Linked DNA regions of Homo sapiens: all the other regions are linked to region 2. A link is a contact called in ENCODE Hi-C or POLR2A ChIA-PET data. All regions are on one chromosome and are shown on one strand. Each heading gives the region's core, a stretch centred on a gene start or an enhancer-like site at or near the end of the contact. The rest is flanking DNA. Distances are from core to core; before and after follow the strand shown. Region 1 holds the start of YTHDF2 (YTH N6-methyladenosine RNA binding protein F2). Region 2 holds the start of PDIK1L (PDLIM1 interacting kinase 1 like). Region 3 holds the start of MED18 (mediator complex subunit 18).

What was found. Hi-C counts contacts between places; a loop is a spot of excess contacts on that map. ChIA-PET counts read pairs that join two places held with the same protein, here RNA polymerase II (POLR2A). Pooled maps may share reads with other maps.
Region 1: a pooled map shows a loop between it and region 2 (14-fold over the local background). The contact joins the promoter of YTHDF2 here to the promoter of PDIK1L in region 2. A Hi-C loop is called at or near these places in 1 of 37 single-sample maps with no recorded cell type and 8 of 50 pooled maps. POLR2A ChIA-PET finds 5 or more read pairs at or near these places in 1 of 52 experiments (GM12878).
Region 3: a loop to region 2 is called in a map with no recorded cell type, with 7 times the contacts of the local background. The contact joins the promoter of MED18 here to the promoter of PDIK1L in region 2. A Hi-C loop is called at or near these places in 1 of 37 single-sample maps with no recorded cell type and 2 of 50 pooled maps. POLR2A ChIA-PET finds 5 or more read pairs at or near these places in 1 of 52 experiments (B cell).

Annotation. Positions count from the first base shown.
Region 1 is chr1:28,735,662-28,738,361 of GRCh38, reverse strand. YTHDF2 (YTH N6-methyladenosine RNA binding protein F2) reads right to left here and starts at 1,422. Exons shown (of 5, transcript NM_016258.3): 1 at 1,215-1,422; 2 at 680-704; 3 at 24-103. The coding sequence starts at 1,241. RefSeq lists enhancers at 816-925, 808-1,706, 2,026-2,075, 2,606-2,700.
Region 2 is chr1:26,110,417-26,113,116 of GRCh38, reverse strand. It overlaps PDIK1L (PDLIM1 interacting kinase 1 like), which reads right to left and starts at 1,293. Exons shown (of 3, transcript NM_152835.5): 1 at 1,202-1,293. RefSeq lists enhancers at 530-639, 1,020-1,249 and silencers at 1,300-1,939, 2,000-2,279.
Region 3 is chr1:28,327,617-28,330,316 of GRCh38, reverse strand. MED18 (mediator complex subunit 18) reads right to left here and starts at 1,277. Exons shown (of 3, transcript NM_017638.3): 1 at 1,137-1,277. RefSeq lists enhancers at 228-735, 736-1,243.

The sequences.
Region 1 (2,700 bases), core at 173-2,672, 2.6 Mb before region 2:
TATGTAAATAGTTAACTACTCACGGGCCTTGCCTGTGGACTCAAGTAAGGTTCAAAATCATCATCGTTTAATCCATCCTTTTGATGTACAGATCCATTTTGTACTAAAGAAAAAAAAATTCAATTAGGAGTGTCCCAATCCTACAATCTTCCTTTCAAATTAGTTCATATATGCTAACCAGAGAAAAACCTTACTAGTTAACAAAGCACGTAAGATTGAACTTCAAAAGGGTAAGAGATGACAGTGAATGCTGAAGCGACAGTCGCCAGTGAAAATGTCCCCCTCCACCCAGAGCAAGTTGATCTAAAAAGGTCATTTTATTGGCTCCTCTGGATTTCCATTCCCTCCCGCTTCCCCTCCCCCATCACATGAGAGTACTTCCAGAGAGTGATCCACGAGGATGAAAAACAAAGGCCTTCTAAGACCTACAGGAAACTAAGGACCTGGAGCGTTTCAAAACCCAATCCACCCCCACCCTTAATGAATTACTCCTTGTTAGCGAAAAAGCTGTTCGCCAGCTGCAAGAACACACCGAAAGGGTCAAAATACTTAAGTGTGCGGCACCTGCGAACTAAGCGGCTTCCGAAAGGTCCTCCGCCCGGGGCGCTTCCCGGAGACCCCGCCCCCACCGCCCCGCGTCCCCCTCCCGGCTCAGGGCCACCGGCGGAGCGGGACTTACCTTTGTTTCCTTGACCTTTTGGTCTCTGCAGGGGAAGGAAACGTCGCCGAGCAGCAAGTTGTCCAAAGGAGAAATGGAAAAGGAAGAACAAATTAAGGCAGGGCCCGAAGGGAGAATAAAGGAGCAGGCCCGAGGGGAGGCGTCAGGAATGGTAGTGAGGAAGAGGCTGAAAATGGGAGGCGGGGGAAAGCGCCAGGCCCGTGGGGCAGGGGAGAAAACGCGGCAGACGCGCCACCGGCGACGCGAGGAACCCAGGGCTTTAAGGAAGGGGAAGGAAACAAGGAAGGAAAACGAGGCCCGCCGAGAGAAGGGAACGCGGCGCGGCCCGGCCCGTGGGCTCCGAGGCCCGAGGAGAAGCGGGAAGAACAGGCTGAGGGAGAGGCGCCGGGCGCGGCCGGCCTGAGAGGCCCGAAACCTGGCCCGCAAGAGACGACGCCTCGGCTCGGCTCGGCCTGCCCAGGAGCGGCGGGCCCGGGCCTAGTCGGGCTCCTTCTCGCCTCACACAATGGCCGAGGCATGCGGGCCGGGCCTGTACCTGCTCCAAGAGGCTGCTGGCCGACATGGCTCTCAGATCCTCACGGGCGGCGACGGCGGCGAACTCTCCTCAGCGCGGCGGCGGCGGCAGATGAGCCCCGTCTGCGGGAGCAGGCGGAGGCTTTTGTCCCTGACACTCGGGGGCCTCGGCGGACGCAGCGGAGACACAGCGCGCGGCTCAGGCTCCGGCTCCGACTCGGCGACGCTCTAGCCCAAGAGCTCAATGCCCGTCTCTATGCTTTTACGCGCGCGCCCGCCCCCCACCGCCTAAAGCAGAGCGCCGAACAGCGGAGGCGGGCGGCGCGCGCGGCGCGAGCGCTGACTCTCACATTCACTCACCCACGCGGAAGGGGCCCGGCGCGAAGAACCCCGGGAAGGGAGAGGCCGGCCGCTGCGCCCTCTGGCGGATTGGAGGAGCGGAAGCCGTGCTCACGGCCTCCCCGCCCCCACCGCCCCAGGATTAAGGCCTAGGGGGTTTGGGACGACCAGGGTCGCACCACGAGGTTTCGACTAACACCTGGAAAGACTAGCTCTGGCTTCAGAAGAACGACAAAAGCCGGTTTCTCAGTGAGGGAGGGGCCTCCGAAGCCCGCGAGACCTTAAAATGAACCTGCCTTCCAGCTGCAAGTGATACCCCACCCCCATCTGGGAGGTAACCCGACCCCTAGGGAGTCACACAGTCCCCAGGGAAACTTCATGGGGGCCCTGTCCGGGAGTGACCCGCCCCCGCCCCCGCGAGGGGCTTGGTCATCCTCTGTTAGCCGACTACAGAAAGAGTACCCAGAGAGCAAAACACACACCGAAAGAATCCAGTCTCCCGCAAAAGAGATTCACCCCTTAGCATTGCAGGAAGGAGAATCTACAATTTATTTTCGGGGAAATCGCTGGCCCCAAGATAATCTGTTAAATTGTGGACTTTATTTCCAAGAAAAATACACCTCATGCATCTACACAAAACTTTCAAGGAGTCCGGAGAACCTATGAATCTTAAGGACCTCAAGAGGGAAGCAAGGAAATTAACATTATTGAAATACCAGCTGTGGGCCAGGCTTTGTTGTTAGGTATTTTCAAACACATTAAAGTCTTTCGACAACTTCAAAATCGCTATCAGTCTTTCGGTTTTTTACGACTGGAAAAACAGAAAGCTTAAGTAATGTGCCCAAGTTTACAAAACTATTAAATAGCCAGGTGTATCTGACACTAACATAATGGTATCTCTCTACCCCTACGAGACTCTGTATTAGGGAACCAGAATATAGGGGAGATGCAAAGGATGGGCAAAAGTATTTTCAATCAGAAGCAAAGCCAACTCATGCAGGAATATTTGATACTAGGAAAGCCCATCTAATAGCTTTTGTTATTGCAAGTACGTCGTGGTAAACAGGTAACTAATGCACTAATTGTCAACCTCGTACTATCCACACGCTGGATATAGGAGGCTTGGGTGGACTCGGTAAAATAAATAACATGGCATCTTGGATTTAACA
Region 2 (2,700 bases), core at 44-2,543:
TTTTATGTTTCCTTTTTCCTAGTCATAAGACAGCTGGAGTAAACAATATCTATTTAGTTCTAGGTCATTTTTGCCAACAAAGATCCTGCATATCAAGGGGCTCTCTGACAGAGTTCTTGGGAATTCAACTTACTGAACGGTTTAAAGGCGAGGGCAAAGGCCCTGCACAGAAATGCTCATGTGTTGAATGGAGAAAGTCTAAAGTGGGCTTCCTCAGCGCCCAAAGAATTTCTAGATTATAACCAACTTCATGAACGAATTCTCATTTGTAGATTGTGACCACGGGCTAGAAAAGTAACCTGAGATTGTACAATATTTATTCTGTACAGCTGGGGAAGCAAAAGGCTACTGACCCTAGAGCCTGAGAAGTTGGGATCCACTGCTTTAAGTCTACAGGATAGATTTAATAAAAAGAAATGACTTCTGAGATTGTGTTCAGTCCCACTTCCTCTAACTGGACACCCACCCTTCAAATCGCTACTGAATTTCCTAGTGTCTAATTTCCTGCCACAGAATCCTCTGCGCCGGCTGCACAGCAGACGAGCTTTCCTGCTCTACGGGGATCGCCAATCACATCCACTCAAGGTGGTTCGTGTCTCTGAAGCAGTGCCATGTCCTCTCCAGCCTGGTACAGTCCCCATGGGGAAGAGCACCTTCCTGAATAGGGAGGAGAGAGGTGTTTATGAAACCCGTGGGATCCCGGATCCAATGATGCATCCGATGCGAACCTAAGTGACTTTCGACCGAAAGTGGCGGGCCCTCGCTCCCGCTGCTCTAACCAGGCGCTGGGACGCGAGCCGGCCAGGCCAGACACCTGCCGGCGCCCGGGAAGGGCCAGTCGCGGCCAGAGGTGTTGCCCGACGCGGCGGCTCAGGCCGCGCTCATTGGCCAAGTGTCAGGCCCTCCCCCTCCTCGGCCGTGCTCAGATGAAGCCCGGAGGGGAGCCTCCTGAGCCCCTTCGCTCTGAGGAGCCAGCCCTGCAGTTGCCTCAACTCCTCGGGGCTGGGGGCTGAGGGCCGGGGGGAGGTGGCCCCGGTATGAGAGGAGGCCGCGACTGGGGTCGGTGGCCTGAGGAGCGCAGGGCCTTCCCCAGGATGACTCCGCTGACACGTCTGTGACAAGCCTCCCAGGGAGGGAGGCACATGCAGGGCCATCGGCTCTGCAGCAAGACCTCTCCGCCACGCCGAAAGGCCAGATTTACCTCAGGGTAGACGCTGCCGCTTCTCCCTCTCATGGGCTCTGCAGGCCGCCATTATCGGGCAGCTCGCGCCTCCGCTGCCGCCGCCTCCAGTCAGCAGCCGGCGCGCGCCCCCGTGGTGCGCGCGGACACACCCCCTTACGCCGACGGCCCCGCCCCCCTCCGGCTTTCCGTAGCGCGAGCCGGGACGTTCCGCGCCACCGACGAGGCGCGCGGCCGGCGCTCCGCTCGCCTCCTCCCTCTCTCGAGGATTTGCAGAGCCGGGAGTCGTCGGAGGTGTGCGCGCTCCGGAGCGCACCACTGGTGCTGCTCCCCGCAGGGGTGGCCGGGCTCGGGAACCGCGAGGCCACGCCACGCCGGGGCTCGGCCACCCTCCAGCCGCAGCGGGCGCTCAGGGCCCGCGGCCCCGGGGACCGTCTGCAGCGGCAGGTCCGGGCCTGGGGCTGCGCGCGCCCGGCCGCGGCCTCCCCTCCCTCTACCCGCCCCCTTCCGACCTACCGAGCTGCGGGCTGGGGTGCGGGGCTCGCTGGGGTGGAACGCCCGGTGCATCTTCCGCGCGGGTCTCGGGTGCCTGCGGGGCGCGGTGCTCTTTGGCGGGCCTGCGGGGAGGTGCGGCCCGACCAAGGAGGCCTGGCGTCCGCCCCGCCGGGAGGGAGACTGCAGCTTTTCTCCGAGTCACTGAGCCATGTTTGCGGGCGGTGCAGTTGCGGAGACGGCGGCGGCGGCGGCGGCGCGGGGCTGGGTGCGATCATCTGGGAGGATGCCGTCCCCTGCCCCGCCGGCGCGGTGGTATCTCCCTTAAAGAGGCCGGCGCCTCATTGTTCCCCGGCTGCGGCCGCAGGGAGCCAGGGCCACCTCCTCGGCGTGGGGAGTGAGGGCGCGGAGGCGCCTGCACCTGGCTGCGGTGCCCACGGCGCCCCCCCGCGAGGCTCCTGGTGGAGGGTTGGTCTGCAGTCGGCGCAGGGGAGAGGCCTTGGTCCGAGCCAGGATCCACCGCGCTCCTGCCGCTCTCGGGGCTGGACAGTCAATGGGGTCCCCGCCGCTGCTGCAGTCGCTCGGCTGCCACACGCTGTTAGTCAGATCCCGCACGCTGTTGGCCCCACAGCCAGCCCGGGGTCACTTAGGACCGCATTCCTCAGTCATCCAGTTGTTAGATCAGTAAGCATCCGCCAGAAAAGTCCATTCCTTCTTACTCGATTTATTCTGCACCCATTACTTCTCAGCAGGGTGATGATTCCTCCTCCCAGCGCTCGCTCTGTAAGGCACGATGTACAAAAAATCCCTGTCGCTGTGCTCAAAGATCAACTCATTTTATTTTCTGTCCTTTATGCCCCTTCTCCCGAGAGTCTGGCACTGGGTTAGGTCTTTATATAAATGATCTTGCTTAATCCTAACCAAACCCCACAAGAGTAGGTTTTATTATCCTGTTTTTACAGGTGAGGAAACACCTCTGCCTCTTCTCACTGAAGTGTCTGTTTTGGGATGTGTCTACCTTGAATACC
Region 3 (2,700 bases), core at 28-2,527, 2.2 Mb before region 2:
TTATAAAATGAGGCCAGTGATTTTTTTTTTTTTTTTTTTTTGAGACGGAGTTTCACTCTTGTCGCCCAGGCTGGAGTGCAATGGCGCAATCTCTGTTCACTGCAGCCTCTGCCTCCCAGGTTCAAGCGATTCTCCTGTCTCAGCCTCCCGAGTAGCTGGGATTACAGGCGCCCGCAACCAAGCCCAGCTAATTTTTTTTGTATTTTTAGTAGAGACGGGGTTTCGTCATGTTGGCCAGGTTGGCCTCGAACTCCTGGCCTCAGGTGATACTCAGGTGATCCGGCCTCCCAAAGTGCTGGCATTACAGGTGTGAGCCACCGTGCCCGGCCAAAGGCCAGTGATTTTTAACTCCCAAGGCTATGTGGCTCAAACGAGATAATAAAGAGGCAACAAAATTCAGAAGAACTGAAAAAGTGACTTAAGGGACCTTCGTTTTATAGATGAGGATATTGAGACTTGGAGAGGGACAGAAGGATACACACAGCAAGTTGGTAGCAGAGTTTGGACCAAACTAACATCTAGGCGTTCTATCTCTCTGAAAATGCCTTCCCCCGTACGCTTTTCTTTTTTGGTGACAGGATCTCGCTCTGTAGCCCAGGCTGCAGTGCAGTGGGGAGTTCCTAGCTCACTATAACCTCGAACTCCTGGGCTCAAGCCGAGTAGCTGGGACTACTACAGGCGGGAGACCACACTGCGGCTAGCCTAAAAATGCCTTTTAAAGAGAGCCAAGGCCGGGCGCGGTGGCTCACGCCTGTAATCTCAGTACTTTGGGAGGCCGAGGCCGGCGGATCAACTGGAGGTTGGGAGTTCGAGACCAGCCTGACCAACATGAAGAAACCCCGACTCTACTAAAAATACAAAAAATTAGCCAGGCCTGGTGGCGAGCGCCTGTAATCCCAGCTCCTCAGGAGGCTGAGGCAGGAGAATCGCTTGAACCCGGAAGGCGAGGTTGCGGTGAGCCGAGATCGCGCCATTGCACTCCAGCCTGGGCAACAAGAGCGAAACTCCGTCTCAAAAAAAAAAAAAAAAAAAAAAAGAGAGAGAGAGCCAAGGGGAAGTTATTTTAAGATGATGGTATATAGGTCCTTCTAAGCCGGCATCCATAACACGTATCCAATTAAACACTAGAAGCACACCTCCTTGAGGCTGTAGTGTCTTCTCGAGAAGCCGGGAATTATATCCACCCGCGCACCTAGGAGCTTTTGAGCGACGATTAGATACCAGCACTCCGGTTACCCGAGCCCGGGAAGCCCCCAGATCGGTGCAACCAGCCAACTTCCTCCTCTTCTCACTTCCGGTCGGAAGCCGACGTCTCACAAACCTCGAAACTGCCGTTCCCAAACGTATGGGTGCCGAGAAGGCCGAAGAGCTTCATTGCGGACAGACAATCAGAGGCGCATGCGCAAAATTCCGGGCTGCTGTATGAAAGATGGCGGCCTCCTTTGGCGCTTTCCTCCGGGCGCTACCTGGATCCTTGACGTCATAGGCCATGCTCTAGGAAAATCTTTTTAGGTTTGACAACCTGGAGATGTATTTGTGTAGAAAGTCTCTTGGAACTGATAGGACTTACAGAGATTATAGTGGGTTTCAAAAGAAAAAAGAACTGAGGGGTTGGGCGCGGTGGCTCACGCCTGTAACCCCAGCACTTTGGGAGGCCGAGGCAGGCGGATCACTTGAGGTCAGGAGTTCGAGACCAGCCTGGCCAAGATGGTAAAACTCCGTCTCCATTAAAAATACAAAAATTAGCCGGGCATGGTGACGCGCGCCTGTAATCCCAGCTACTAGGGAGGCTGAGGTGGGAGAATCGCTTGAACGCGGGAGGCGGAAGTTGCAGCGAACCGAGATCGCGCCACTGCATTGTAGCCTGGGCTACAGAGAGAGACTCTGTCTCAAAAAAAAAAAAGAGTCTGGAAAAGGAGTAGGTCCAGATCCAGGAGTACTCTGCAGTGCCATACCAAAGAATACATGTGAGCTTTAAAAGAACCCTGGCTACAACATGGAGAAAAGTTTGGGAAAGGAGAGAGCCTAGAGAAAAAAGACCAGGCCGGACACGGTGGCTCAGGCCTGTAATCCCAGCACTTTGGGAGGCCAAGGCGGGCAGATGGCTTGAGTTCAGGAATTCAAGACCAGCCTGAACAACATGGTGAAACCCTGTGTCTACAAAAAATACAAAAAATTAGCTGAACGTAGTGGCTCGCACCTGCAGTCCCAGCTACTTGGGAGGCTGAGGTGGGAGGATTGCTTGAGTCCAGGAGGCAGAGGTTGCAGTGAGCTGAGATAGCGCCACTGCACTCCAGCCTGTGCAACAGAGGGAGATCCTGTCTGGAAAAAAATTAAAGAAAAACGACCAGTTAGGCGCTTTGGTACAACTCCAGCTGAGAAACAAATGTCAGAAAAAGATTTTAAAAATGTAAAAAGAGGACAGGCGCGGTGGCTCACGCCTGTAATCCCAGCACTTTGGGAGGCCGAGGGGGGTGGATCACGAGGTCAGGAGATCGAGACCATCCTGGCTAACGGTGAAACCCTGTCTCTACTAAAAATACAGAAAATTAGCTGGGCGTAGTGGCGGGCGCCTGTAGTCCCAGCTACTTGGGAGGCTGAGTCAGGAGAATGGTGTGAACCTGGGAGACAGAGCTGGCAGTGAGCCGAGATCGCACCACTGCACTTTAGCCTGGGCGACAGAGCAAGACTCCGGCTCAA